2 separate regions of the Mus musculus genome follow, and region 2 is linked to region 1. The links are chromatin loops, found by intact Hi-C in ENCODE. Cell type or tissue: heart. All regions are shown on one strand. Links, peaks and the distances in the headings refer to the core of each region. The heading gives the core; the rest is flanking DNA.

What was found. Hi-C counts contacts between places; a loop is a spot of excess contacts. Peaks named below come from ENCODE experiments on the same cell type or tissue, not always from the same donor. Only the 100,000 strongest peaks of a DNase experiment are listed, where the experiment ranks them.
Region 2: it touches region 1 in a loop (12-fold over the local background); 12 of 42 quality-filtered maps call a loop at or near these places.

Annotation. Positions count from the first base shown.
Region 1 is chr14:51,096,414-51,112,000 of GRCm38, reverse strand. It overlaps Rnase4 (ribonuclease, RNase A family 4), which reads right to left. Exons shown (of 2, transcript NM_201239.3): 1 at 15,528-15,587; 2 at 5,850-7,194. The coding sequence starts at 7,180. The coding sequence ends at 6,734. Ang (angiogenin, ribonuclease, RNase A family, 5) reads right to left here. Exons shown (of 2, transcript NM_007447.3): 1 at 15,528-15,587; 2 at 9,992-10,615. The coding sequence starts at 10,597. The coding sequence ends at 10,160. Among named protein-coding and RNA genes, the nearest start is that of Rnase4, 8.2 kb to the right of the region's middle. In heart, for the core only: a CTCF peak has its summit at 8,483 (motif pointing left); no DNase peak of the experiment used is centred there.
Region 2 is chr14:51,338,073-51,353,659 of GRCm38, reverse strand. It overlaps 4930597G03Rik (RIKEN cDNA 4930597G03 gene), which reads left to right and starts at 8,171. Exons shown (of 5, transcript NR_045736.1): 1 at 8,171-8,319; 2 at 9,055-9,241. In heart, for the core only: a CTCF peak has its summit at 7,418 (motif pointing right); no DNase peak of the experiment used is centred there.

The DNA of each region.
Region 1 (15,587 bases), core at 4,891-12,890:
GTTTTGACAAGTAATTCCTTTTAGTTTGACTACACTTACTCCTTTCACCACTGATAATACCTTCTCCAGATTGTCACTCCTCACTCAGCCACGCCCTCGTCTCTCTCGACCAGGTGGACGTTGCCTATTTGACCTAATCCCATATTTGATGGGAAAAAAATCTTGAGTAACTATGACTCTACTTCAAAAACAAACAAACAAACAAAAAACCAGAAACAAACAAACAAAAATAGCTTTCAGCTGTTCTGAGCAACGAGGGGTAGAACCAGAAACTATTGGGTTACGACAGGATAGCGTTTGTTATTAAACGCAACTCTTTTTCTGCTTTTTCAGCCAGTTTCTCTGAACACTGGCTGTTGTTTCAACACACTGACTAGTCCGGAAACTAGTCCGTGAAATCAGAATTTTGCTTGAAATGCCTTTGGATAAGCGCAAACCTTTGAATCTTTAAACTAGGCTGCATTCAGAGAGCTGGCTGTCTGGGAAGTCAGAGGGAAATCTGTCTCTCTCAAATGTATATTTCCTAGCAAACCAGAACAGACTCACTCCAAAGTCTAGTCTTGTCCTTCTGTCCAAGTGATCAGCCTTGTCTCTCAGATTCACCTTTTACGTCCTTATCATCTCTTTGTGTACACTGGAGGGAAGTTCACACCCACCAAGGCTACCTCCTGAGTCTCCCATTCCTCCTGAAGCACTGTTTGGATGGCATCTAGACTGAAAGGCTGAGAACAGGCTGCCAGCAGGTAGGTGTACAGCCGCACCACTTGGAAGGTCTGTAGGTTGCTTCCTTTCTACAGAATGAAGAACAAATCTTCTCTGATAATGAAGAATATCGAATATCCTGTCTGTCTCCTGTCATTACTTACTGACCTGCTCAGCTTTGGGGCTGACGTGAATGGGGCAGTGGAGAACATAGAAATGCCAGATACATGCACAGAAAAGCTGGGACTAGATGGGCTGTGTGCTCTGATGGAGACACAGTAGCAGCAGCTGAAAACTCATCATGCTATAAAGAGAAAGAATGGGAAGGAAGTGGGTTAGCTGATCTTGGGAGAGGGTCTCTGAAGGAGAATGGTCTTGGGCTGCTGTCATCCAGAAGGAGGTAGTTGTGGGTTGGTACTTTCTGCATACACTTTCAAAATCTGAGCTCAGGTCAAGAGAAGCCCTTCCCATTGCTCTGAGCCAGGGAAGGCATTGCCACTCCCTGAGTCAGAGGCATTAGGTTCCTTGACATGGTTGTACTCATGTCAACAATACACATCCACTCAGGGTCTCATCTAGTCCTCACAAGTGTGTATCCTGGTTATTTAGCAAGCAATAGGCAAAAAAAATGTAAGAAGTACAAGACAGGGGACTAGAGAGATGGCATTGTGGGTAAGTGCACTTGTTGATCTTGTAGAGCAGTGGTTCTCATTCTTCCCCATGCTGTGACCCTTTAATACAGTTCCGCGTGTTGTGATGACCCCCAACCATAAAAGTATTTTTGTTGCTACTTCATAACTGTAATTTTGCTACTATTATGAATCATAATGTATAAAAGAAAAAGTATTGGCTCAGGATCCCCAAAATTGAGTTCTCAGACCAAGCACAGGAATACTTATTTGCCTCAGAGGGACAGACAGAAGGGATAAGGGACAAACACGGGAGATAGAGGAAGAAGGGGAAGGGAACAAAGGAGAAGAGAAGAAAGAGATAAGGAAGGGGGTAAGAGGTAAGGGGTATTTTCCACAGAGGGACTGCCTCTGGATAGAGAGGAGACAGATGTGGCCCATAGGAAAATGGAAGTTTATAAAGGTACCAAGGTATAAACACCCTGTGTTAGGATAAAGTGTTTAATTTTAATTGAGCATGTAAATTAGGTGAACCAAAGGAGGCTTTTCATTGCTGGACTTCAATACTTTGATAGCTGGACCTTGGTAGTCAGTCTTAGGAAGAAGAAGTAGCCAAATAAGGATAGACCTTGTTGTGCCAAAGGTCAGCTCCAGTGGGTCCCAAAGCATGGAGTTGGAAAGAGAAGGAGACTGACACCATCTGAGGGTAAATCAGGAGAGCTTCTGCATTTATTGGGGAAGGGGAGCTACATGTTTTTTGCTCTGAAGTGGAAATTTCTGATTTCTTTGGAAACTCAGTTATGTCATATGATATTTTGTTTGCCACCTGGTGCAGACAGATGAAAGGATGTCTTGCTGAACACAGGTCAGGTGATGTTTAGAAAGAATATAAATATGACCCCACAGAGAGTGGGAGGAAGTTCTTGTATCGGTCGCCTTACATTTCCTTGCTGATCTTCACTTGTTGTGCCTTCATAGACAGAAACGCACCAAAGAACTTCTCGTGATATTTTGCCACTTCCATGGACTCAGACTGATTGGTGGCTCCTCAAGGTTTCTTCTGGATTGAACTGCTGTTGCTGATTTACGTTGGTATTTTACTAGAGGACTGGACTGCTGACAATGAATACTAGAATAGCCCCAAAGAACTATTTCTAAAAAGGTCTGCAACCCCCATTTCCTATTAATCTTTCTTTTCCATAACCTCTGGTGGGTGGTGGGCTAGAGGGAAGGTTGAAGCATTTAAGAGCCCTTATTAAAGTAGGTTTTTCAAAATACTCTATATTTGCATAGTAGCTTAATCACTGGTGTTGTTGAAAGCTGACTCAATGATTCCAAGAAATGTATGATCTTTTCATAGATTGTTTTTTTAGCCCATTTTAACCCTACCCTTCAACATCCAGAATGAAAGAGCTCATTAACTTTATTATAATATTTTTCTTTAAAGCAAAATTAATAAGTTCAGCAAGCACCTAAGTCCCTATTGTTCTTTAAAGTCCAGCAACCACACCAAGTGCCCCTTTATACTCCCTCCTGCACATTCTCAGCCTTTGAGGTCAGGAGGTACCAGACATTGAGCCCTGAGAAACAAACCCATAAGAACAACTTTCATCCTTCTAGGGGCATGATGCAGTGTTTATGCCATGCATGTAGCATAACACGCACTGAGCTGTTTCCTAATTGCATTAGTATATGCCTTAATCTTAGAGTTTGAGCCCACTCTCCTCATACACTCCCCAAAGGGAAGTGTCCAGATATCTTACTCTTCTTCCATTATGCCATATCATTCTAGTTCCTTCTATGTATGTTCCTGTATATGGCAGAGGGGATCAAGCCAGTCTAGCTTCTTAACAGAATCTGCTTCTGCTGGGGCATGCCATTCATCCTGTAAGTCATGTGCCCAGGGAGTCAATTGAGGGTACTACTCTATATTTATTAACTGAACTCCTGCCCTCAACTACCAAGGCCTCAGACTATGAGTCTGGGAACAATGTTTCTCTAGATTGTGTGTTTTCATCCTTGGGACCAGGTGTAAGTGCCTAAGAGTTTCTGGAACCGTAAACCTTTAGCTTCTGTGTTTGTTTAGAGACCACCACTGTATGCATTCACATCCTCTATAAAGCTCTTACAGAATTTCCCAAAGGAAAAAGGCATACGGGGAACTTACACAGCACACAGTGAAAACCATCAAAGAGAAAAGTCAAAGGAGGCTGAAGGATTGTGATCTGTGACATCAATAGGCTAGACCTCTCTCTGTCAAGCAGCTGAGGTTGCCATGCACTCTATATCATTAGCAGCTAGCTGATGCAATCGAATGGTTCTGATCCTCTGGAGAACACTAACCAATACAAACACAGCAGAGGAAGTTAGGGGAAACGGACATTTTAAAACAAAATAAATATAGATGAACAGCTTCAGAAAAGCTCATAGCTCAGTGTGGTGGCGCATACCTTTCATCCCAGTACTCAGGACGCAGTGGCAGATGGATCTCTGTATGCAGCCTGGTCTACATTGTGAGTTGCAGGGCACCCAGGGATATATACTGAGACCCTGTCTTTAAAAGATCAAACAAAAGTGCATTACCCTCAGGAGCACATGGGAAAAGTTAGCATCAGTTCATTGCTGGAGACAGCCGTTACCATGTAATGGTCCCAGCTTATCTGGAATATTGTGAAGTTTCTGGGCACAGAGCTGTTATAAGATGACAAGCAAAATTTGAAGAAAACTCAGAAATACATGGTGAAGCTGGGCCTGGTAGCATAGGCCTGTAGTTATAGCTATGTGGGAGACAGTGCAGAACCAAAGCCTGCCTGGACTACAGATGGAGACATGCACATGCAGGCTTCTTTATGCACATCTTTGACTCAGCTTACAGGTTCTTGACATAGTGAGTCCATTTTGTATTGTCAGCTCTTCCACTTCCACTGGCAGAGGTGATGCATAGGGTAAGGTCTAGGGCATGTTCCATTCCATGGAGTGTCCGGGTTCCTTTGGGCACTTCATTCGTGCAGTATCTTCACATACTCTTAGATACTCTTGTCTAAGAGATCTATAGAGCTGAATTCCCAGTCGCTCTACCCTAATCCCTAAAGTCTGGTAAGAAGGGCAGAAAGTTTTAACTCTCCAAACACCTGGTGTTTTTAGTGACTTGCTTTTCTTGAGACTACTAAGAGTCTTTCTCTAAGTCACGTCATTAGCATAAACGCAGGTGTGATCAAAAGTACTGTGAACAACAAGACTGTCCTGTCATTCCGGAAATGTCAAGCAGGAACTGAGCGTCAGAACTAAGGCAAATACACGTCCAACTCCTGAAGGCGCCCAGGAGAGAACTCTCCTCCCATCCTATTTCCTTACTCTCAATGTATTTATACAGATGTGTTGTTGGGAGGAGCATTTCCTCTTGGACCAACTGACATTCCATGCTTCAAGTATTGTTTGCTTATTTACATAATTGTCTTGGAGTACTTACTTCCTGCCTGTACTTTGTGGGACACTTTGCTCAAGTCAGGTAAGGGGAATTCAGATCAAGTCTCATTTCCTATTTGCTATTATTCAAATATCAGTTTAGTCTCTCACACACGCACTTCTTTTAGCAGCCAGCATCTTTAGAGTAATGTTCTATTAAATGTCCAAAGTGGGAAGGAATGGGTGTTATCAAACTAGGCTCAAGGCTTTACTTTTGTGGTCCCAAGAAGTGAGATCTGGCCACTGAAACATCAAACCAAATAGAAAAGGTAACAGTGGAATGGAAAGTATACCTTTAGCCAGTGTAAGTGTGCTGGTAAGGCTAGGAACCTGGCATCTTTAACCATTTCCAAGGCACTAGCAAAAGCAGTAAGAACACACAGGGGATGGGGCCAAGCAGTGTTAAGCAGTTTCTGTCTGACTAAGGTCTGGTTAACTATTATCTCAGGTTAGACAGAGTCATTGTCTGGGCCAGTGAGATGCCACAGTGGATAAAAATGATTGCCCTAACAAGTCTGACAGCCTGAGTTCCATCCCTGGAATTCATGGTGAAAAGAGATAACCTTTGACCTCTTCCTGAGCATCTGCACACATGCATGTACACACACACACACACACACACACACACACACAATCCTAAGGAGGAAAAGCTATTACTCTGTTTATCTATCAGGCCTGTTGATCTTGGACTCCACTTGAGCACAGAAGGCTCAGAAAGGAAAAATCACATGTATCCAGAAATATTAGCCTACTGTTGGTCATCCATTGGGTATACACAGCCATAAACATCAATAATGCTTAATCATGCAACACACTCAATTTGTTGCATAAAGAATTGGTGCTTTTTAGCAAAGGCCACTTCTGAGTTCTTATTTCAGGTCTTGTGTATGAGAGGGATCACTTTCAGTGGAGTAAAGGAGACAAAGTCAGATGTCACATGATGGATCTAATGGCCATTTGTATTTGACCAGAATGTATAGGGACACTAAGGGACATGAGAGTTCATAGACTAGAGAGGAACTGAAAAAGAACAGGAGAACACAAATCCCGACACAGATGGCTCAACATACAGCTCTTTATTATACTAAAATATTGAAAATCTTTCAAAGGAGAAGGATAAATGAATTTTAGTGATTTACTACATTTTTCATGTATTTTAAAAAATCTTAGAAGCCACAGACCAAAATAATACCAAGTAATTCTCATTTTGGCAATATGTTGTTTCCAAAATCTTTATTTTAATTTTATATGCATTGGTGATCTGTCTACATGTATGTCTGTGTGAGGGTATCAAATCACCTAGAACTGGGTTACAGACAGTTGTGAGCTGATGTGTGGGCGCTGGGAATTGAACCTGGGTCCTCTAGAGGAGCAGCCAATGCTCTTAACCACAGAGGCATCTCTCCAGCCCCTATTTCCAAACTCTTAGTGGCTTCCCTAATGATGACATTTTGGAATAACAGAAAGTATATATAACGAAGTGGGTAACACCTTTTGTGAGTAGCCCGTCCAGTTGGATTTTTGTCTGAGATCTTCCACTGGGTTTTTGTTTTTGGTTTTGGTTTTGGTTTTTTGTGGTCGTCAAATCCTTTAACTCAAAGCTTCTAAATACAGTGGCAGAATTGGTCTCAAGGGGTGTTAGAGGACTGGAATGAGACAGCTTGGACAGAAAAGGCTCTCTATAATCGTTGAGATACTATCTGAATACATGTAATGCATAAGTTCCAGGGGATAGAATCTGGGAGAACCAAGCCATCAGTGCTGTGAGCAGTGGGTTCTTTCTTCCCTTGGATGGGATGCGCTTAACACCATGGGTTATATTGGATATATGTGAGTATAAGGCACGAGCAAAGGAAACAAAGCCTGGGGCCACCACTCATTGTTGGTCTCACTGACTCAGAGGTCAACTATCAGCTGTAACAGCTGCAGGACAGCATCTATCTGTCAAAGTGCACTGGGACCTCTGGGTCACCCTCACAGGCAATGACAACTCGCCTAGTGCTGGTTCTTGCCCTGTATCTACAGTTGGGGGCCTTGGAGTTCCCTGTCTCTCTGCAGTCCGTGACCTTCACTACACCTTCGTGACAGTTCATCTGGCCGTTCTTGCACAGGATATTGGTGGTACTGCAGATGCCACGAATGTTCCAGATGTCTTCGTGGATGAAGGTGTTGAAGCGTTTGCACTGGACAGAAGTCATCTTCCGTCTCTGCATCATCACGTTGCAGTAGTTGTCATTGCCACCTGTCACCTGAGGGTCCACATGCTGTCGAAGGAACCGTTGGTACATTCGATCCTGGCCATAGGAGGGCTGTACAAGCCCTAACCCCAGCAGGGTCAGCACCAAGAGCAGAAGCAAGGACTGAGTCCTCTGTAGATCCATCATTACCTAGAAAGTGCCTGAGAAGAAAACAAGGAGAAAGGATGGTAAGGACTGGGCTCTGGAGAGGTAATGAGAAAAGCAAACTAAACTCTTAGAACCCTCTCTTGCCCCTCCTTCTGCTTAAGATCTCCCCCTTCTTCCTGCTCTTCCCTTTTGTACCCCTTTCTCTGAGAGTGGCTAGTTTGTCAACATGGCCTTCCTTGAAAGCAAACACTGTTCTCTTTACTAATTGACAGGCGTACAGCTAACAGAACAAGTCAGAACAAACATGACTGGGTGGTCAGTTGCCCAGGCCTGCCTGACTGGAGTATAAAACAAGGAAAGATAAATCTACATAAAACTGGAATTTGGGTTTTGTAAGAAAATTAGCTAGTATGATCTTTAGGGAGTGCTTGGTGGTCTGGAAACTTCAGTTCCCAAAAGTGTAGATAGACTCCGATCAAAGCAAACTTACTTATTGAGTTGAAAGCTCTACATACGGAAATGAAGGAAAGTAAGGCAGAACAAACTTCTGTCTAGTTCCTCTTCCTCCTCTCCTCTTCCTCTCCTCTCCTCTTCCTTTCCTCTCCTCTCTTCCTCTCCTCTCTTCTTCTCTTCCTCTCCTCTCCTCTCCTCTCCTCTCCTCTCCTCTCCTCTCCTCTCCTCTCCTCTCCTCTCCTCTCCTGTGCTAGTGGACTAAATCACATCTTCTGGGGAAACTCTACTCCTCTCTTAAAAACTAACACGGCGTTGGCCCAAGGCTCAGTCAGGGATCTTTTGGAGAGATGGGGTGGGAAGCAGGGGATGACAACAGTGAGACTGTTTTCTGGGCACAACAGGGTACGTGCACATACACACTCACAGCTGTTGAGACAGCATGCACAAGACTCAATCCGGACAAGATCCCAGCCTCTAGGAGAGAGGTGGCCATGAAGTATCACTGCTAACTGAGAATCTATCAGTTCGTGGTAGTGGCTTAGAGAGGAAAAGTCAGCTTTCTTTAAGGGTGTGTGACTTCCAGTAGGTTGACCATGCTCCAGAAGGCAACCCCACACCCAAGAGTATTTGGGCAGAAGAGTATTTGGGCAGAAGAGTATTTGGACACAATGAGTTTTAAAAAATAAAAAGGGAGGTCATGAAGGTAAATGGGTGGGATAGTGGGGGACAGATCTGGGAAGAATAGAGAGAGGAAAGTGAAGATGATCAAATATACTGTATGAAATTCTTAAAGGATTAATAAATATATTATTTAAACAAACAAAACAGGATAATAAAGGCATGGCCAGTTACTTTCCTGCAGAATGGCTAGGAGGTGCTGCCATCTGGTGGCCAGTCCTCAGACTGACTTGCAGGTTGATTGACATGAGCAAATAAACATTGTTCCTGATACAAGAGAAGAGGGCACCCCAAAATAATGGTCTATCACTGAAGGCACAGTCCAAGAGCAGTCTCCTTCTGAGATGGCTTGATGTATACAGAATCCACTGTGCTTGCCTTCAAAGTTGCGGCTCTGGATCACACACGCCACTGAAATGGCTTAGGGTTTACTCTATTCTACTTCAAGCCCATGCTTTGATAAGTGATAATTGCCCGTATCAAAGGAAAGCACTAATGGGAACAAAAGGGAGACACTCAATGGGAAAAAAAGGGGGGGGGATTTAAGGGGCTCTGAGAAGAGGAAGAAACCCCTTACTTGGCAATCTGGCAAGCAAATATTCTATCATAATGAGCAACTGCTTAAGGCCTTCACCCTTTGCCAGGAGTAAGCTTGCACTTTTCAAGAATGAAGAAGAAACCTTCTTTTCAAAAAGATGTGTACTAAACCCCTTATGCAACCCTGGTGGAACTTGATTCTACCTTTGCAAATTATAATTCCACCCAAGACACTCCCCGAGCCACCATATGATCCCACATAGGGATCAAAAGATAAAAAGGGGTCGTGAGGTGGCTCAGCACTTAGGACACTTGCTGTTCTTGTAGAGGACCTAGGTTTGGACCCCAGCATTCACCATGACCATCTGTAACTCCAGGTCAGGGGACCCAACACCTCTTCTGACCTCCCTGGGCACCAGACACACATGTGGTGCCCATGCAGACATGCAGACAAAACACATATAGTAAAACAAAATGCACATAAAATAAGTAATATTCTAAACAGAGAGAAAGAAGAAAGGAGGGATGTCCTTTCGACCTTTTAAGGTGTGGCTTGAGAGACATTGTACATATGACCAATATGAAGGTAACTATGTACTACTCTCTGTTGGGGAGTCCATACCTACACTTGGGTATGTCTCGCTCCCTAACTGCCTCTCTCACAACCTTTCTGTTGACAACCCAGACAAGTCAGAATTATCACTGATAAAAGTCTCCAACTCTGCTTCATGAAGGCTGGTATCGATTTTTTTTTTCTGTGTGAAACTATGAATCTGGTTTGGCCAGAGTTGAGGTCCTTAAAAACATTAAGGGGATGCATTAGGTTGCTGAGGATGACAGCTGTCCCCTGGGTGCTGACGGTCTCAGGCCGTACAGGAGGAGACGGCAGGGGGATACCCTTGGTGTGCTTGGTGTGCTCTTGATCCTAAACTCCTTTCCAAAGGGCTCCTTTAGTGACCTATTACTTAATAGACAACTTGGCTCTTTTTTAATTCCCTGTCCTGTCTGTAAATCAATTTAGCATCCACAGCACCATAAAAAGATGAAATCTACCCTCCCCATGACTAGCAGGTAAGGAAGAATATCTCTCTGTGTCCCAGCCCCTTTCCCCTGGGATACAGCAAGAAGAGAAAACAGGAAAAGCTAAATTTACTGGGAACTAGTGATCTTCCAGACTGACTCTTAATGGCTTTTGAGACATCTTTATTTCTGTGCATTGCAAATCAGGAGACATATGTTTTAGATAGTTCGTTTTTCTGGCCCCTGACAATGAACGATGGAACCAGTGTTCTGGGCTATGAGGGGAGATAAAAAGAAAACATAGCTAGGTCTGTGCCAGGGGCCTGCTGACTATAGACTGAAAAACGACTCATCGAAGTGGACAGGCAAACCATTCTCACAGGCAATAACAACATGTCTGAACCCTGCAGAGGCTCGGTACTGGCATGGAGGTCGGGGAGACCCTCCTGTGTGCTTGCAAGTGGTGACCTGGAAGGGAGACTTGCTCATTCTTAAGTTTTCTCTGTAAGGGCTTCCATTCGCTCCACAGATGGCCTTGATGTTGCTCTTGTTGCCATGGATAAAGGTGTTGACATCTTTGCAGGGTGAGGTTAGGCTTCTTCTCTTCATCATACGTTCACAGTATCTGTCGTCCCGGCCCTTTGGCTTGGCGTCATGGTGCTGAGTCAGGAATTTTGTGTACCTGGAGTCATCCTGAGCCAGAGTGGGAGGGATCACAACCAGACCCAGCACGAAGATCAAGAACAACGGGCCTGGGCTTATCGCCATCTCTTCCAACAGAGATTCCTGCCAAGGGCAAAAAAGCAGGAGTGGTCGGCTGTAGAACCACTTTCTAACTTAGACTAAGTGGGTGGAGACTTTCCTTTCTGAAAGAGCATGATAAAACAGTGTCCTCAGCTACCTAATTCCATCTTGGCCTTGGCCTTCCTAACAGACTCCATGGCGCAGCCATCTTTCTCTATTCCTTAGGTTCACCATCATCCATAGTATAACAGAATCTATTTATATTCTTAATTCACCTATTACTTAACTTGATAACAAACATTACCCAAGTCCTATTGGGCCCAGAAACTGTGCTAGATCCTAGGGCATAAAGACATTTAATATATATACCAAGGACAGGTGCAGTATGTGTCAGTAAGGTCCAGCTACTTAGGAAATAGAGACAGAAGGATTGCTTGAATCCTGAAGTTCCACCCTAGCTGGATAATGTACAAGACTTTGGGTTTTTTGGGTTGAGAGAAGGGGGTGGTCAAGGAAGAAGAAAGAAAGACAGAAAAGCACAGAACAGAAATGTGGCATCCATTGGGGAGGCATGGGGGTTCCTGAGGCAAGATGGATCATAACACAGGAGCTGAGAGCCAATGACTTGTGGGGATCAAGAACACAGGACAGCCCATGCCCCAAGGCTGGGGACTCCAGGCAGTCGCTCAGTTCCACATTAATGATGAAAGCTGTAGAGATCACCTTGGGATGAAGGGTGCAGGTCTACTTCTCCCAGAGGGCAGAGTTGCTATGCAGTGCATAGGGAGAATGGAACACGTTGTGTGGTACCTGAAGTGGGTCTAGAAGAAGCTCTTAGAGAGCAAAATGGGGAACTCAAGCTTCATCTTCAGAGGCTCTTCGGATGATCTGAGAGAATATTTTCTAGTGTCTCCCATGTTTGTAATACTGCTAACATAGGCAAATGATCTGACAGTGTTGTAAAACAAAACACAAAACAAAACTGAGATCTCTTCATGAAGGCAAGGGACTTAAATTTTTCTGTAAGATCTTTCTGAAGAGGAGAAGAGAGGAGATTCCTACCATCACCTCCCAGAGTTCTCAGTTTACCCTGCACCACATACATCCAGCATAGGATCAAAGGTGTCTTCTGCTGGAGTTTGACCTTCGTATGGACTTTTAAATTGTTATTTCTTAGGAAATTTGAAAATTTGAGAACTGGGAGATAATAAGGAGATAATAAAGCAATTTCTGATAATATCCTTAGTCTTTGAGAAAATAGAAAAAGATCATCCTGAGACATAAAAACCCTGCTCATGGTGGGGCTGCAGAGATGGCTCAGCAGTTAAAAGTGTATATTACTCTTCAGAGGGCCTGAGTTCCGGTCCCAGCACCCACACTAAGCTGCTCACATCCACTAGCAACTCAGGCTCCAAGGAATCTAGTGCCTCTGGCTTCTGTGGGCACCAGGAATTCTCTTACACATATCTGCCCACAGAAACAGACACACATGCATACACTTAATTTAAAATAGTAAAAATAAAACTTAAAAAAGTTCACCACAGGGAAGAAATGGCCAAGTAAGTAAAAAGTCGGGCTCGATGACAAGCACTTGTAATCCTGCTGCTGTGGAGGTAGAAACACGAGGATCCCTACCAGCCAGCATTGTAATTGGTGAGGTTCAGGTCCCAGAAAACATGGTACATGGTACACGGCTTCTGAGAAACACACAAACCTGCACCTCCACACAGAACCCCACCATATCAGATGACCATGAGTGCCCCTACACTTAGCAGGAGAAATCAACTTTTATGTTTTGATTTTTTTTTGTTTTGTTTTACTTTGAGACAGGGTCTTGCTATGTAGCCCAGGCTGGGCCCAAACTCTTGATCTTCCTTAAGAACTACCACACCCAGTTTATGTGGTTCTAGGGAGGTGGAGCCAGAAGAATTGGAAGTTCAAGGTCATCTTGGGCTCTATAGCCAAATCAAGGACAGCCTGGGATACAGGAGACCTTGTCTGTAAATAAATAAATGCAGGGAATGTTGCATCTTTCAGCCAGCCTAAGGAAATGTTAGTTAAGGAGAAAATCAGCTCCAAGTAAGTTTTATTTTGTTTTTGCCCTGCATTTTGTTTCTCAGCTGCATTAAGTTAACCATTAATTTTATTTTGTGTCTTTCTCATGTGTAAGTCTGAATACTTACTTTTACTGTGTGTGTGTGTGTGTGCGCGCGCGCGCGCGTGCGTGCGTGTGCATGTGTCTGTTTGTAGAAGGCTGAGGTCCTGGCCCTCAGCCTATAATCTGGTCAGTAGTGCAGAGTCAGGAGTATAGCTTGGAATCTAGGAGGTCAGGGGTCTAAGGCTCTACTGAGCATGTGTAAGTCAGGTGATGGAGTGGGAAGTGAACTGCCCTTCTAATTAGCATCTGACACTAGCCCATCCTTTCTGTTTCATGATAACCACAGACTCAGAATAAGGCTATAAAGAACACCAAATTCTCGGTCATTTCACAGCGCTGAAATAACAAACTTCCATAAAGCATAGAAGATTATGATCTGTAACAGAATCCAATGTGAGTGTGTGTGTGTGTGTGTGTGTGTGTGTGTGTGTGTGTGTGTGTGTGTTTCGTTTATTGAGAAGAGATGGTGCACAAGTGCAGAAGGCACAGCCACCCCTAAAGAGTTACCAGCATTTCCGTGTGGCAACTGCTTCACCAGAGCTGCCGGGCTGCATGACACCCAGTTGCTGAGCTCTTTATGTTGTCTTGGGATGCTCTTCCCTAGATGTGATTTCTCTTTTAAAAGGAGGAAGATCTGGGTGTGATGCTGCATGCATGCCTGCAATCTCAGAGCAGGCAAGGAGGACCTGGGCAGGTTTAGGGACTAGCCTGGCTACCTCCAACCTAAACAAACAAAATAACAAGAGCTGGTAATACTCAAAAGGATCAGCAGGTGGCAGCAGTGGATAGGGATGTTGCCATTCAGTAGCAGGACTGTTGGCTCTTGTGAAGATGCCAACCTATACTTAAACCCAGGTTGCGGGGAATGGGAACTGGTAGGCTCACTCAGAGTGCCTAAAGTTGCCAGGCTCTGGGTATTTAGGACACCAAAGCAAAAGCAATAATGTGGAGGATCCTAATGCTAAGGCTATCATATAGCAAACAGTTACCAGCTATTGGGTTTCATGGCTGCTGTTTCCAAACACACCATGTGATCTTAGGGAAACAACCATATACCTGTCCATACTTCCTTCTGCTCTATAATCTACAGCTGACAGGGATCTGTATTCTTTACTTGAATCATAATGCTGGCTTCACAGCAGGCTCTCAATATCTCTCTGATAGTTTCCTTCCTTTTTCTCTTTAGGCCTATGCTTTACCATCCATAAATGAGAGGGGTTCCAGCTTTGAAAGTGTATGGTTCTTACTAAGCTAATGGATTCTTTACCGGTTTCAGGAGCCAAATCTAGCAACACTGGAATTGCAGCGGCAAATTTATATAACCTTAGTTGATGATACAAGGTACCAACTGGAAGAAATCGGTGATGGGTGACCTTGGTCCAGTCTCACTGAAACACATCTTCCCTGAAGGATCTCTGGGTAAGCCAAGGCTCTGTACCATGAACACTACATAGGGGGGTCTTCATCCTAAAAAGATACTTGCTATTTAGACTTTGAAAGCTCTCAGGCCTATGTGGCCAGGAAAGGGGTTACTTGCTTCTAATTTGCAGAAATTCCACATTAATTTTTACCAACTCACCCAATGCAGTCTCTCATAATGGTTTCTCTAAAACACCCAGGGAGCAACTTCCAGCAGAACACCTCAACCACCAGTGTCTACTGTCCACTCCCTTGAAACTGTCTCACTGTGTGTTTAACTCTAACACTCCCCCCAAAGCCAGACAAGGTATAATTGTGAGAAAACAAGCGAGAGTGTTATTGTTAGAGAGTGCAGGTGTAAATCTGCCATGGCCAAAGGTACTGAACCTTAGTCGCATACACAACAATGACTGTCATTCGGATTTCTGCAGTGGAATAGTTCCAACTCTTGTGCAGACTCAGTTTACCCATTCTTAACCAGGTAGTGCTCACAGGAATCCGGGTTGGCAGTGCTATGTAGACTAGACATGTAGCAAACTACCTGCAGCTGGGGTGGCAATGTGATAAACACCCTTCTCCTAGGTATACTCTCCCTACTTTGTGTATCTTCATAACAGTCCAACTGGACTAGAACACCCTGTGCCTGGTCTTCCTCCTGTCTTTCCTCCTTTCTCCCCTCAACCTAGCATCTTTTGATCTTGGTTCATGTTCCTCTTTGTTTTTAAGGAGCGTCCATAACTTTTTCTTTTTTCTTCCTTCTTTTTTTTTTTTAGGAAAGAATTGAGTAGGAAATACTGCTGAAAGTACTTCCTGATTCCGGGTTTTCCTTTTTTTTTTTTTTTTTTTTTTTTCTTTTCTTTTCTTTCCTTTTTCTTTTTGGAGACAGGCTTTCTCTGGGTAGCCCTGGCTGTCCTGGAACTCACTTTATAGACCAGACTGGCCTTGAACTCAGAGATCTGCCTGCCTCTACCACCCCAGTGCTGAAATTAAAGGTGTGGACCACCACCACCAGACTCGGGGTTTTCCTTATTATTCCTGCCAAGCCAAGCTTGTTATGGAGGAAACACGACAGATCACATGCCCTTCTGCAAATGGCTTCCTAAGCCTTTGGGGGCTTTTAATCACAATTGAAGAAACCCTCCTATATCTCCATCTCCTTGATCGAAATCCCATTAATTGCTTCCCAGATACAAACCACACCAAATAATCCTGTTTTCATTTTAAATTTTAACTCTTACTCGTTTTCTTTTTAATGTGCAAGTTTGAGTCCAGAAAGCGTAAGGGGTGTTAGTCAGTTTCACTAAAATAGATGAACTGCTAGAAAGAGCACAGAGGAAAAGAAGCAGAGAGTTGAACACCCACAAGGAAGAATCTTACCAAAGCTGGCCAGCTTTCCTCCGACTGGGAATGTGTCCAGCTGCGTGCTCCTGGAGACAG
Region 2 (15,587 bases), core at 4,292-12,291, 240 kb before region 1:
CTAGTGTATACTCTCTCCAGTTTCTTTTAGGAGGTACTCAGAGCTATGGGTTTTCCATTTAACATGGTTTTCATTGTGTCCCATAAGTTTGGGTGTGTTGTAACTTTGTTTTCACTAAATTCTAAAAAGTCTTTAATTTCTTTCTTTATTTCTTCCTTGGCCAAGTCATAATTGAGGAGAGCATTGTTCAGCATCCATGTGTATGTGGGCTTTCTGTTGTTTTTGTTGTTATTGAAGACCAGCATTAGACAGTGGTGATCTGATCGGTTGCATCAGATTATTTCAATTTTTTGTATCAGTTGTGGCCTTCTTTGTGAACGAGCATATGGTCAATTTTGCAAAAGGAACCCTTAGGTGCTGAGAAGAAGGTATATACTTTTGATTTAGGATGAAATGTAGTATAGATATCTGTTAAATTGATTTAGTTCATAGCTTCTGTTAGTTTCACTGTGTCTCTGTTTAGAATCTGTATCCATTATCTGACCATTGATGAGAGTGGGGTACTGAATTCTCCCTCGAGTATTGTGTGAGTTACAATGTGTGCTTTGAACTTCAGTAAAATTTCTTTTATGGCTTTGGTTGCCTTTACAATTGTAGCATAGATGTTCAGAATTGAGAGTTTATCTTGGTAGATTTTTCCTTTGATGAATATGAAGTGTCCTTCCTTATCTTTTTTGAAAACTTTAGTCTGAAAGTCGATTTTATTCGATATTATAATGCATACTTCATCTTACTTCTTGGGAACATTTGTTTGGAAAATTGTTTTTCAGCTTTTAATTCTGAGGTAGTACCTGTTTTTGTCAGTGAGGTGCATATCTTGTCTGCAGCAAAATACTGGGTCGTGTTTACTTTTCCAGTCTTTTAGTCTATGTCATTTTATTTGGGAACTGAGTCCACTGATGATTGAAAACCACTCTAGAAATCAATTTCGAGGTTCCTTAGAAAACTGGACATAGTACTACCTGAGGACCCAGCAATACCACTCCTGGGCATATACCCAGAAGATGCTCCAACATGTAATAATGACACATACTCCACTATGTTCATAGGAGCCTTATTATAATAGCCAGTAGCTGGAAAGAACCCAGATGTCCCTCAGCAGAGGAATGGATGCAGAAAATGTGATGTAATTGCAAAATGGAGTACTATTCAGCTATTAAAAAGAGTAAATTAATGAACTTCTTAGGTAATGGATAGAATTAGAAAATGTCATCCTGAGTGATGTAACTCAATCACAAAAGAACACACATGGTATGCACTCACTTATAAGTGGATACTAGCCCTGAAGCTTGGAATACCCAAGATATAATTAACAGATCACAGGAAGCTCAAAAAGAAGGAAGACCAATGTGTAGATATGTTGGTCCTTCTTAGAAGGGGGAACAAAATACCCATGGGTGGAGACAGAGAGACAAAGTGTGGAGCAGAGACTGCCCCATCTGTCTAACCATTCCCTATAGTGTCATTACACCCAGGTGCTATTGTGGATGCCAACAAGAGCTTGCTGACCAGAGCCTGGTATAGCTATCTCCTGAGAGACTCTGTCAGTGCCTGTCAAATACTGAGGAAAGGAGCAGGGAAGAGAGGTACTTGGACAGGTCTTGAAGTTAGCCTTTGCTAAAATTGAGTAAAAAATAAATTTTTTAGAGTTGGTGCATTCATACAGGAAAGGAGGAGATGACTCAGTCACTAAAGGTTCTGACAGGCCACACTGAGCTGGCATTCATGAACTCTCCATTATTCAGTAAGAACAACTGCACTTGATAAGATGCTTACATAACCTTTACACCCAGCACTTCCCTCTCTGCTACTATCTGTCATGGTGGAGGATCTTCTCAGGGTTGTCTCTTCTGTGCTGTCAGGACACTGGCAAGCTTTTCCTCTCACCTGTTTTGGTCTCAACAAAGTCTCCCCTCACCAGCCAGAAAATCTCTTCTTGTAATTTCAGCCTCATTGTGAGGTAGCAAGAGAGTGGAAACAATTTAGGACATTACAGATGAGGCCTTTGGAAGGCAATGTGGGTTAGATAATGTCATCAGAGTAAATTCTTGCCTTTTGCAAAAGCCTTCTAAACAAATGGTTCCCTAGGATAGTTTCCCAACCAGAGAGCAGGATAGCATGCGGATTATGTATTTGCAATATGGTGTGTGGGAGACAGGCAGCTGATTTTAGATAGTCTTAAGTAGCCAGGGCTGGTCTTGTACACAACCCACTAATGTGGTCAAGGTTGACTTTGGATCCCAAAAGCCACCCTAAATATTTGAATATCAATAATTAAGAACCACTTCTTCACTAAAATAATTTACCTTTACCTTCTCTTAAGTTAGTATGTAAATAATGATATCATTGTGTAACGATGATTTAATTTTTTCCACCAAGAAAAAGAATGTGGCTTTCTTTTTTTGGACCTAAATGGTTAAATGGAACCAATGATGGAAATCTTCTGTCAAAGTTCCCTCTCTAAAGAAAATGCTCCTGATTCCAGACTAAGGAACAGAGTGTGGTGTGTGTTTCTGGTTGAGGCCTCTTATCAAGTTAAGTAACTAAACTAGATTTCCTTTTTAGAAACCCATAAATGGGTACCATCTTGTATCAAAAGTTTCTTCTGAGTGTGATAAGAACATCGGTTTTTTTCATAGAGATATTGTCAAGACTGAAGCTTCTGTGTGCAAAGCAGAGATCTGCTGTACTTTCCCAACTCAGTCCATGACTCAGTTTATGTTCAAATAATGTATGATCTTATTAGTAATGCAAGGTAGGTGAATACCTCCTGTGTTCTCCTCATGGGAATAGTCTAGACCAGAGTGAGATTATGTCTCTCTTTCTGTCTCTCTCTGTGTCCCTTAATTATGTTTCTGTGTGCCTCTGTCCCTCCGTGTCTCTCTGTCTCTGTCTATCTTTTTCTCTCTGTCTCTCTCTCTCTCGTGGTGGTTTTGAGACAGTGTTTCTGTGTTTATTCCTAGCTGGTCTGTACCTCACCAGGCTGTCCTTGGGAGATTCAGGTAAAATCATGCACCACAAATGCCTACTGCCTGATTCTAAGAAATCATATATACCTTAAAGTATAGTGGAAGTTCATTGTAAGAGTGACCGGAGCCATTGTTCATTTAATCTAGATAGGGAGATTAGAATTTAAGCTCGTTGGGCTCTCCAGAGTTAAAAGATTATCCTGTGCTTCCTCCTTTTCTGAGTTCCTTCTTCCTTTCCTCTAGCCCTCCCATGTTCCCTCTCTCCCGCCATACTTTCTTCCTTCTTTCCTACCTACCTTTCTTACATTGTTCCTTCCTTTCATTCATGTTTATTAATTCCCTTCTTCATTTGCTCTTGTCTCTTTTTATATCTCGGTTTATTTCATTATTTCTGTCTCTATTTAAATTTGTTAACATTTTTGAGACTGCTTCTCACACTATGGCTCACTTTGACATAAATCTCATAATAATACTATGGCGAAGATTTCCAATTGGTAGAACTATAGATATGGAACAAAATGCCTCCTAAGATTTTTCTCTTTATATCACTACTTAGCCTTCATTTTCATTGTATTAGTTTATGTCTCCAAGCTTACAAATTGTTGAAAAAAATTATTTTTCTTGTTATCCTCCCCACTTCTGTCTAATTTGTGGTTGAAGTTATTTATTATTTTCTAAATCTTCTTCAAAAGTTAAGGTCAGAATAATGAAGGAGTCTAAAGCATTCACAGATGGGAGGAAAACAGGAGGAAGCAATATGATGTAAGACAGGGCTTAGATGCAGACACAGGAAAAAAAGAAAGGTGAGTGGACAATTGAGTGAGGTGAGAAGAGGTTGAGTAAAAGTGTCATGCCAGTCTGTACTTCCTGGTGTGGACCACGTTGCTATGACTGTAAGCAGTTGACCTCTGGAGAAAGTGAGTGAAGCATGTACACACATATGTCTACTTTTATATTTTTTCCTGCTTTACTTTTAAATCCATAATAATTTTGAAAGAAGGAAAAAGAAAATCCTGACAAGGGTGAACAAAATGAAAAAAAAAAACATTACTATAGAAATCATTCAAACTCCTTAGTGATCAGAGAAGTGCAAATCAAAATGACCCTAAGATTACAGGTTACATCCATCTGAAATGCTAAGATCTTAACCTACACTGACAGTACATGTTGGCAAGGATGTGGAGAAAAAGAAACATTGCTCCATTTCTGGTGGTATTGGAAACTTGTAAAAAAAAAAACCACTCAGAAAATCAATTTGGAGCTTCCTCAGAAAATTGAAAATATATCTGCCTGAAGATCCAGCTTTATCACTCTTGGGTATAAACCCAAAATATGCCCCACCATACCAAGGGGCTACACATTCCACTATGTTCATAGAAGCCTTGTTTGTGATACCCAGATGCTGGAGAAAACACAGATGTCCAACAACAGAAGAATGGATATAGAAAATATGGTTCATTTACACAGTGGAATACTACTAAGCTACTAAGCACAAGGACATCCTGAGATTTGCATGTACATGGGTCGAACTACTCAGACTATGAGGTAACACGGACCCAAAAGAACACGTATGCTGAGGGCCAGGGTGACCCTGTGGCAGGACCAGCAGACACAATTAACCTGGATCCCAGAGACCTGTCAGACCCTGAACCACCAACCAGGCAGCATACATCAGCGTTTATGACACAAACACATATACAGCAAAGGACTACCAGGTCGAAGTTCAGTCAGAGAAGATACACCTAACCCTTAAAAGACTGGAGGCCTAAGGGAGGGTAGAGCTAGTGGGGTGACAGTTGTGGATGGCGTGGGAACATCCAGGTAGAGACGGGGTCTGGATGAAGGTATGGGTGGGGAAGAGTCAGATAGTAGACCGTGAAGGGGATTAAATCTGGAGTGTAAGAAGATGATTAAAAAAAATAACGAAATAATTCAATTTTCTCTGCAGAATCCAACTTTTGGAGAGAAGACACCAAGCAATGAACTGTCAGAAAGTTGTTTGAATAGAGTGGAAGCCGAAGACATGATGAAGCATACTAAGTTTACAAGGGATGACATCAATACATTAGTCAGTAATGCTTCATGACAATTTTCTTTTAGGAGGTGTGGGGTTGTGCATACAAGTTGAGGTCAGAGGTTGCTACTGGGTATCTGCCTCCAACACATTAACATTGTAATTTTCAAGAAGAGGTCTCTCACTGATCAGGGACCTCAGCAATTGGCTACACTACCCACTGTACTCAGGGATTTGCCTAGGTGCCCCCCCCACTGCTGTTATTACAGGTGCATGACTCCATGAGAAGCTTTAGATAGGTGTGATAGGACTCTGAACTCAGGCCTCAAGCTTTTGTATAATATTATGTACTGCCATATATTATTACATAGGCTGTTATAGCATCTATTTTGTGCTCATTGCAACATTGTCACAAATGTAAACAATGCATTTTATAGAATTCTCTCTGTTCATCATCTCCTGTCACACCGCATAAACAATATCCAGCATTTTGCTGCAGGCAAGAAACACACCTCAGTGTCAAACCAATACATTCCTTCAGAGTAAAGTGCTGCAAAAAACTTTTGCAAGCAAATGGTCTAAAAGAACCAAGTTGAAGAAGACATTCTAAAGTTCAAGAAGTAGACTTTCAACCAAAAGTTATCAAAAGAGATGAGAAAGGACACTTCATACTCATCATCCGAAAGGAAGCCTCAATTCTGAACTCCTATGCTTAAGTGCAACGGCACCCAGATTTGTAAAAGATACATTGCTAAATCTCAAAACACAGGTTGAACCACACATAATAATGGCATTTTTCAACTCTCTACACTCACCAGTGAACATGTGACCCAAACAGCAATTAAAGACAGACACGGTGTAAGTAAAAGAAATTGTGAACCAATTGAATTTAGCAGATATCCACAGAACATTTCACTCCCAATTTTAAAAAGGATAGATTCTTATAAAAACACTGTGGAACAGTCTATAAAACTGACTATATAATCAGACCCAAAGTAATCCTTAACAGATAAAAGAAGATTGAGAGAATAGCATGTATTTTATCATATCACCAGGAACTAAGACTGGTCTTCAATAACAACAAGAACAACACAAAGCCCACATATTCATGGAAACAGAAAAACTATCTACTCAGTGATAACTTGGTCAGGAAAGAAAGACTTTCTATGATTCAATGAAAACAAAGAAGCAGCATACTCCATCATTTGGGACACAAGGAAAGCAGTGTTATCAGGAAAATTGTCAGCACTGAGTGCCTTGGGGAACTGGGGGTAGCAACCAGAAAGTACCAGATGACAAGAAAGCAAAAGCTTACCAGTACCTCCACCGGAATGACATTAGCTGAAATACCACACAAACTGAAGGAAAAACCTGTTGAGACAATATCCAGAGGTTAGGCATGGTTCCCCAGTTGAGGGAAAGGGCTAACCACCCATCTCTAAAATTGTAACCCAGAATTGCTCCTGTCTAAAGAAAGACAGAGACAAAGAATGAAGCAGAGACTGAAGGAAAGGCCATAAAGAGACTACCCAACTTGGGCATCCATCTAACATGCCGTCACCAAAGACAGTCACTATTGTAGATGCCAAGAACTGCTTGCTGAGAGGAGATAGAGTGATACAGCTGTCTCCTGAGATGCTCTGCCAGATCTTGAACAATACAGATGCCGATGCTCACAATCAACCATCAGACTGAGCACAGGGACTCCCAATGGAGGAGTTAGGGGAAGAACGGAAATAGCTGAAGAGGCTTCATCTGGCATCAGTGGGAGGGGAGGCACTTCATATTATGGAGGCTTGATGCCCCAATGTAGAGGAATACAATGGTAGTGAGGCGGGAGTGGTAGTTGGGTGGGAGAACACCCTCATAGAAGCATGATAAGGGGAATGGCATAGGCTGTTTGCAGAGGGGAAACCTGGAAAGGGGATACGATTTGAAAATCAAATAAATAAAATATCCAATTAAAGAAAAAAGAGTAAATTGGTGATAGGAAGAATTTGGGGTCATCTTAATAAGGAGTCAACAGCACCTTAAGAGCACACCTAAAACCTCTAGGATGAAAAGAAGCAAACACATTTAAGAGGAATAAATGGCAGAAAATACTCAAACTCAGGGCTGAAGTCAACCAAATAGAAACAAAAAGCAAGATACAAAGAATCAAAGAAACCTAGAGCTAGTTTTTCTGAGAAAATCAACAAGATAGATAAACCCTTAGCCAAACTAACTAAAGGACACAAAGTACCAAAATTAAGAAGTTCAGAAATGAAAAGGGAGACATAACAAAAGAAACTAAGGAAATTAAAAGCTCAGCTTGTCTGACTAGAAAAGCCTATGCTCAACAAACCTGGAAAATGTAGATGGAATGGATTATATTATTTTATTTTTTAAAAATATTTTTGAATGTATGAGTGCTCTGCTGCATATACACCCACATGCCAGAAGAGGGCATCAGATCCTGATATAGATATTTGTGAGTCCCCAGTATCTGAGTTCCTCTATTGCCAAGTGCAAGGGAGTTTTCATTGCAAAAAATTCAGATTGTAAATCAGAGATTTTGTATAAGCACATGTCTCAATACATTGACACAATATATCCTCTCAAGGTATGTGCACACTAAAAAATATAATACAACATTTGCAACATTAAAGGTACAGAAGAATGAATTTGGCCTCTGGGAAACAGGGCAATCTGGGGAATTGGACTGTATGTTACATGAATGGACCCCAGAAGTAGATGTATATTGGATAACAATCTACCTCATGCAATGATCCTAGAGTATCAGGTCCTACCAAAGATAAGCCACCTATGCTACGGCACTAACAAGCTCTCCCCATCCTAAGCACTTGACTTGTAGTAAAGTAGTGAGAAATCTCTAGCTTTGGAAGGAGAAGGTGCCAACTGGTCTTACCTGGGTCAAAAGAGAGTCCCCCCCCTTTTTTTTAATGTATGAAAACCCCTTGTTCTTGGGAAAAGGGGAACTCAGGTACAGGGGGAATATCTAATTGTACATGCACCTCAGGAACTCGTCTAAATGGGGCAAGCTGGTAAGAACGTGGGCCATAGTAGTTCCCAGTGGTATCATCAGTAGTCACATCCATGGACAATCTCTTGTATCCAGGAGAAGCCTTGAATCTTCTGTGATGTCACCATTGTTGCTTGACACCAACTGCCTGTGGTATATTCCTTCAGAGCCTATTGGGTTCACAAGCAGGCAGGTTATCCATGCTTCTCATGCTATTTCAGAGGGAAAATATAATACACACAGAGTCAAGACTTAGGCAGAAGGAGGCCAGCATTCTGTCATGTTGGGAAATGGGAAGAAAGAAATGTTGATGGGTAAGTCACAATGAGTCCTGGGCAAAGGTTGGGGAGGTACATGGAGGACGTTGGCTTGAGCTGGTCCTTCCAGGAATAGGGCTTATGATTTGAGAAAACAACACTTGCTTTGATGAGAGCTTTTAATTTTATCCTGACTGGAAAATTATACCAGGAATCTCTGTGAGGATAACAAAGTGTTTCTCTCAGGATAGAGTGTTGAAGCACTTCGTCCTGTTAGAATTTCCAGTAGGTTACATGAGGATGTGATGCCAATAACAGAGTGGGATATTCCCATGCTCATGACTCAAGGTCCCAGACACTTTGGAATTGAACACACAAGATGTGGACTGATTCACAGTCTGGGGTTAGTATAGTAATCTGTGAGCTCTCATCATGCCTTTTAAGAAGCATGGACAGGCTAACGGGAGATGTTAGGTGCTGGTGTTTATGGTCACTCTTTATTGTGCTAAGTAGTACGGACTATATTGTCCAATAAGAGCTGACAATGCCCTCCAATTCTTCTTGTAGGGGGGAGCTTATGCATTTCAGATCTAGGGAAATTGCAATAGGGAGGGGGGAGGAAAATGGTTAATGATGGTGGTTGGGAACAGGGATCTACCTGAGGAGCCCAGCTTGAAGATAGCTTTCCTACTCTTTCAGGGATTCTGTGTATCTCTAGATTTTCCAATTGCTCAGACTTCTGTGTGGACTAAGCATGGTTTCACTTTCCCTGTACTATATTATCTCTACAAGTTTACCAGTGTTTATCAACCTACATGGTCTGTTGGAAAGACATCACCCCAACCCTCCACCACCAGTAAGCAGGAGCAGAGAATGAAGAGGATGAAGAAGCTCAAAGGGATCTCCAGAAGATCAAAAATGAGAGAGATTAATTCCAGGGAACCCTGGCCAATTACACTAACAAGGATTTGAACAACAGGTAGTCATTATGCCCAGTTCTTTGCTGACTATCTTGGGCCATCCCTGTTAAGCCCAGATTCCCTCATACCACAGGTGGCTACAACTCCAGGCTGTCTGAATATCCAAATTAATTTTGCTGATTGGATTTTCAACACAGAACTTCAAGTTCTGATAGTAGTGATATGTGACTCAGACACTTTTGATTCCTCCAAAAGTAAACCAGAGCCTGTGGTATGAAAGACAGTCTGCGGATAAGGGTAGTAGTGTGTGAATCCTAATCCTGCATTGAAAGAATCCTCTACAGGTGTTGGTTTGTGGGAGATGCAAAGTACTCTTTGTTTATGGCCAATCATGTTTGCAATTGTCCTGAAGGTAATTTGGGTTCAATTGATCCTGTCAACAGTTGGAGACACCTGGTTCCACATACTGCCTCTCAGTATGACTGGATTGGCATCAGTTCATCACTGCTTTTATCAAATTGTATCCATTATACTCTCAAATAATTCCATATCAGTGTGTTTATTTGGCATTTTGATTATCTTTGATTATGTGGTGTGTGTGTGTGTGTGTCTATTTCTGTGTTTGTGTGTATGTGTGTATATGTTCCACTTAAGAACTGGAGATCTGTGTAGTATGATGGGGCCTGAGATTTTGCATGAAACAATTTCCAGGCAATAGTATTGATGAATCCATAGTACCTCACTTTGAGCAGCTCAGCCCATGACCTCTGGTGCTCACCTTAGGTGCACACTGGAAACTCCTGGTGTATGCTATAAAGGCTTTTCCCTGTAGATACTGATTATGTCCTTTGGGAATTTATGTAGCAATAGAAGCAAGGATTGACAGTTTCTTGCCTACAAACAGATGTGTCATCACAAGCTTAAAGAGGACCCAGGCCTGTGGTACAGGTTCCTGGAAAGTTCTTGGAGAGATAGTCTATTCTTTCAAGTCCCTTCAGGGATATAAATCAGGTCAGCTCTTTGCCTTTACTTCCCTGGCTCTACTGACCCCATAAGAAGAGTAATAATTTTAATAAGCTCCAAGTGGAACCAGTAACAAGGGGATAGGTCGTGGCATATATGGGTTGTGATAGTCCACGATTCAGCTTGAATTGACATGATCCATGTATCCTTAGTTCATGGGATTATTTGCTCCTTGGGCCATTCCCTCTCACAGGATCAACTTTGAGACTTTCATAATCAAGATGCAACATGATCAGGTGATGACTGACCTGAATAGAGTGCCCCAGGGTATCAGTGAGGCCTTGTACAAGTGCAAGGAGCTGACTAAAGAAAATCAGTTCTACTGGTGAGTGACTAACAAGATCATGACCCAAGCAGTAGGCACAGAATGTGACTGCCTGTCCTTGTTTTTGAACCAAAGTGAGGGCTCAAGTTATATCCTGTATGCCTTGAAACAGGAGGTCCGCGTCCTTTAAAGCAAAGCTCTAGGATTTTTACTTCTTAAAGTCATCACCAGATTTTTCACCAGAGACTATGAAAGCCAGAAGATCCTGGACAGATGTTATACAGACACTAAGAGAACACAAATGCCAGGGTACTATGCCCAGCCAAACTTTCAATTACCATAGATGGAGAAACCAAAGTATTCCACAACAAAAGCAAATTCACACATTATCTTTCCACGAATTCAGCCCTTCAAAGGATAATAACAGAAAAAAATTACAAAGACGGAAACCATCATCAATAAATGGTGCTAGACTAACTGGACATCTACATGTAGAACAGTGAAAATAGATATTTATCACTCTGTATGAAACTCAAGTCCAAGTGGATCAAGAACTTAAGCATAAAACTGGATACACTAAATCTTATAGAAGAGAAAGTTGGAAATACCCTTGGATGCATTGGTACAGGAGACAAATTCCTGAGAACATCAAAGGCTCAGGCTCTAAGAACAACAGTTTATACATGGGACATCATGAAACTACAAAGCTTCTGTAAGGCAAAGGACACTGCCAATAGGACGAATCAGCAGCCTCAGATTGGAAAAGGGTATTCACCAACCTTACATCTGACAGAGGACTAATATCAAAATTTTACTAAGATCTCAAGAATTTAGACACCGGCAACCCAGCTAACCCAATTAAAAAATAGAGTACAGAACTAAACAGAGAATTCGCAACAGGAACCTTAAAGAAATGTTCAACATCCTTACTCAGCAGGGAAACAAAAATCAAAACAACTCTGAGGTTCCATCTTATACCCATCAAGAGATAGCAAATGCTGGCAAGGATGTGAAACAAGGGGAGCACTTCTTCACTTCAAGTAGAAGTGCAAACTTGTACAAACATTTTGGAAATCAATTTGACAGTTGCTCAGAAAACTTGGAGTAATTCTACCTGAAGACCCAGATATACCACCCCTGAGCATATACCTCAAAGATGCCCCACTATACCACAGAGACACTTGCTTAATTATGTTCATATCAGCTTTATTCATAATGGCCAGAAACTGGAAACAGCTTAGATTCCCTTAACTGAAGAATGGATAAATTGCGTTACATCTACAGAATGGGATGCCATTCAGCTATTAAAAACCAAGACATGCTCTTTGCAGATAAGTGAATGGAACTTGAGAATAACATCCTGAGTGAGGTAACCCAGTCCCAAAAGGACATGTATGGCATGTACTCACTTAGAAGTGTGTATTGGCCATAAAGCATAGGTACCATGTTACACTCCACAGACCCAAAGAAGAAAACAAGAAGGAAGGCCCAAACACAAACTCTTGAATCTCACTTAGAAGGAGGAATAAAATAGTCACAAGAGGGAGATAGAAGGAGTGAACTAGGAGGGATAGAAGATAGTGAGGAGAATGGGAGATTCAGGATCAGGTGTGGGGATGGACAGTAGAGATGGTTAGATAACGATGAAAATTAATGGAAATCTGCAACTGATAGGGGATGTTTGGATCTTCTTCACAAGGATATAGAGACCTGGGATAAGAGAGCCTTCCAAGAATCAATGGGGGTGACTTTTCGGTTACTCACTACATCAGGGATATGGAACCCCAAAGGAGCAATAAGGACACCAATCTGCTCACAACACTTTTAACCCAAAATTTATCCTGTCTACAAGAAATACAGGCTTGGGGGAATGAAGCAGAGACTGAGGGAATGGCCAACCAATAACCAGTCCAACTTGAGACCCATCCCATGGGCAAGCACCAGTCCCTAATGCTATTAATGATACTCTGTTATGAATGCAGATAGGAGCATGTTGTTCTCTGAGAGGCTCTACCCAGCAGATGACTCAGACAGATACAGAAACCCATAGCCAAACAGTGGATGAAGCTTGGGAACTCTTAGGGAAGAGTAGGAGGAAGGATTGAAGCTCTCGAAGGGGATTTGAACTCCACAGGAAAACCAAAAGTCAGCTAATCTGGACCCTTGGGGCTCTCAGAGTCTGAACCACCAACCAAAGAACATACAGAGGCTGGATCTAGGCCTCCCTGCACATATGTAGCAGATGTGCAACTTGGTCTTTTGGGGGGTCCCGAACAACTGCAAAGTGGGATATCCCAAAAGCTGTTACCTGTGTGTGGGATAAGTTCTTCTAGCTGGGCTGCCTTTTCTGGACTCACTGAGAGAGAAAGTGCCTAGCCTAGCAGAGACTTGAAGTGCTAGGGTTGGGGTATACCCAGAGGGGCCCACCCACACAGAGGAAAAGGGGGAGGGAGATAGGGGAAGGATTTGGAAGGGGTAACCTGAAGCGGGCAGTGAGCAGGATGTGAAGTGAGTAAGTAAATATAATTAAATACAAAAAAGCAAGAAACACCTTGTGGCCAGGATGGAACCAGGGAAATGCTTCACATATATTTGTCTTGAAGCTGGCCAAGATTAAAGACATTTCTTGGTTCAGCTGCTAGAAACATTTTCCTGGGCTGGGTAGTTCAGCACCAAAGATAGTATACAGCTACCCCAAGATAAATAGGCAGGAGAGGCAGGGCTGTTCCATGGTTTCCATCCTACTCAGTAAGAGTGTGAAATCAATTAATCTTTGAGTTCAATCCCTGAAAGAGATACAGACTAGTTGACTGGACAAAACATGTATACATCAAATTGTCTATTTTCTTAAAGAAAACACACTCACTAGTGAATATACCCATAGACAAAGACTCAAAGAGTGGAATCAACCTTTCAGGTGAGTGGAAGCTAAAACAGATGGCATAGTACTCTGATATATGACAAAGTACACTTCAGGTCAGAATTATTTATAAAGGATAAATCAAATATACTATGTATGAAGAAATATTTCACTAGGCAATCTAGCTCATATAAGTGCACCAATGTGGGGGTTCTCAATTTTATATAAATATAAATGGTCACAAAATGTTAGATGTATTTTAACAGGAAAACATGGAGTGATATCAATATCCTCCTTCTTCCTTTAACTGGGTCACAAAAAGTAAAACATCAACAAAGCAACTGAAGAGCCAAACTGCCCCATAAATCAAATAAAACAAATGGGTCGCTGTATAATATTCTAATAAACTGAGACATAGTATGTATATTTTCTGCGAAGTCCGTAGAGTCTTCTTTAAAATAGACAGTGTTCTAAGCAGCAAGGTGAGGCTTTATAAGATAATAGGACTAATGTCACTCATCCTATCACATCAGAACTGAAGGAAATTAGAAATCAACTACCCAAATACTGAGAGACAGGATAGTGCATTCTGTGACAAAGTAAAAAAAAGATCTTAGAATCAAGTGAAAAATCATAAGTTGCCAGAATGCTAGTGAGCATCATTTTTTTCATCATACCTGGTGAACTCCATTTTCTTCTCTGTGTATTGGAGTGCTTTCACTTTTCAGATATGCCTGTGACTTTATATAGCATTTGTCTTTCTGCCTGGCTGTTTTCCTCTAGACAACCACCTCTCTCAACCATTCAGCTTCTTCTCCATTAAAGCATTGTGCTAGGTCATGGCTAACAAGCTTCCCTTCAGTGATGAGCTGATAATTAGGCCTTATTGGATGTTCTATAAGGCCCCCAGGTGTAAGAAGATGAAATCATCATTGACTCCAACACAGCATTCAGCATCAAGAGAACACACATACCAAAACAATCAGGTTCCAGTGCAAGACATATGGGGATGAACAACTAAAGAAAGGAACATTTGGATGCACAAAGGAAGGACATGGGAGTTGACATGGTACAAAGCACGGATTATAGGCCAAATCTTGGGAGTCATCCAGGAACACAGATTAGTTCAATTAACTATGGGTTGCCTAGCACATTGTCCCTGTGGCCAGCAGCTAAGAAGTCAGCCAAGGGCAATAAACTACCAGGGACTTGTGTAGAAGTGGGGAGTCCAGGAAAGGTGAGGTCCAGACTTCTGTATCTACACTATCAGGATACATCTGTCCCCAGTCCCCTTGTCTCTTGCTTCATTTCTCCTTCCTCATTTTCCCATTCTATTGTCCCTTCTCTTTGTTCTTCCTTCAGAATCCCCTTTCTCCCTCATACCCTTCCTTTATTCTTCCATTGCCTCTCTATATCTCCTTCCTCTCTCCTTCACATCACCTTGCTTTCTATTTTCTCTCACGCTCCTTTTCTTGAAGAAATGCTTGTCCCCAACTGTGGTTCACATGCCAGTTCTAGTGACAAAGATGAAAAAGCAAGACACATCAGCATACAGGAGCCAGAGCTACCAAGAACTCTTTCTAGACTTACTTTCTGGTTTCTCTGAAAACTTTCACTACATTCTCAAGGAACACTCCTCTGAACGAGAAGTAGCAAATCCCAAATGAGAGTGGCCAAGACTTTTTCTTAGTTCCCATTTTCCAGGCCAAGGCCTGAAGTGTTGTGTGTAACCCAGTTTCAATGTCAGTGTTTAGAGCAAATGTTTTGTGTTCTGTTTTTTTTTTAATATTTATTAATGTTATGTCTTTGCTTGGATGAATTTATGTGTATTGTGTGTGTTTCTGTCCCTAAAGTGCTCAGAGGTAGCTTTCAATCCCCTAGGGCTGGAGTTATAGGAGATTATGAGTTTCCATTTGGGGCCTGGGAATCAAATCCTTGCTCTCTGAGCAGAAGTAAAGGCTTTTCACTGTGAGACTTTTTCCCATCCTCAAGGGACATTGTTTTAAGTATGCAAATAATATGTCACCTGAAAGAGTCAATATTACTGGAAGTTAGATAGAAACTTCAGAGATTAAGGTTACACATTTTTGCTAATAGCTATTTTAGCTGTAATAGCATGGCAGGTGCTTCAATGTGTTTTCCTACTTTTGCCCTTCTTATATTCAAAATTTTTGCAGCATGTAGTTTAAATGTGAGAACTGGGTAAATCCATTGCTTTCTCAATCCGGCTCTGGCTCTGGCTCTGGCTCTGGCTCTG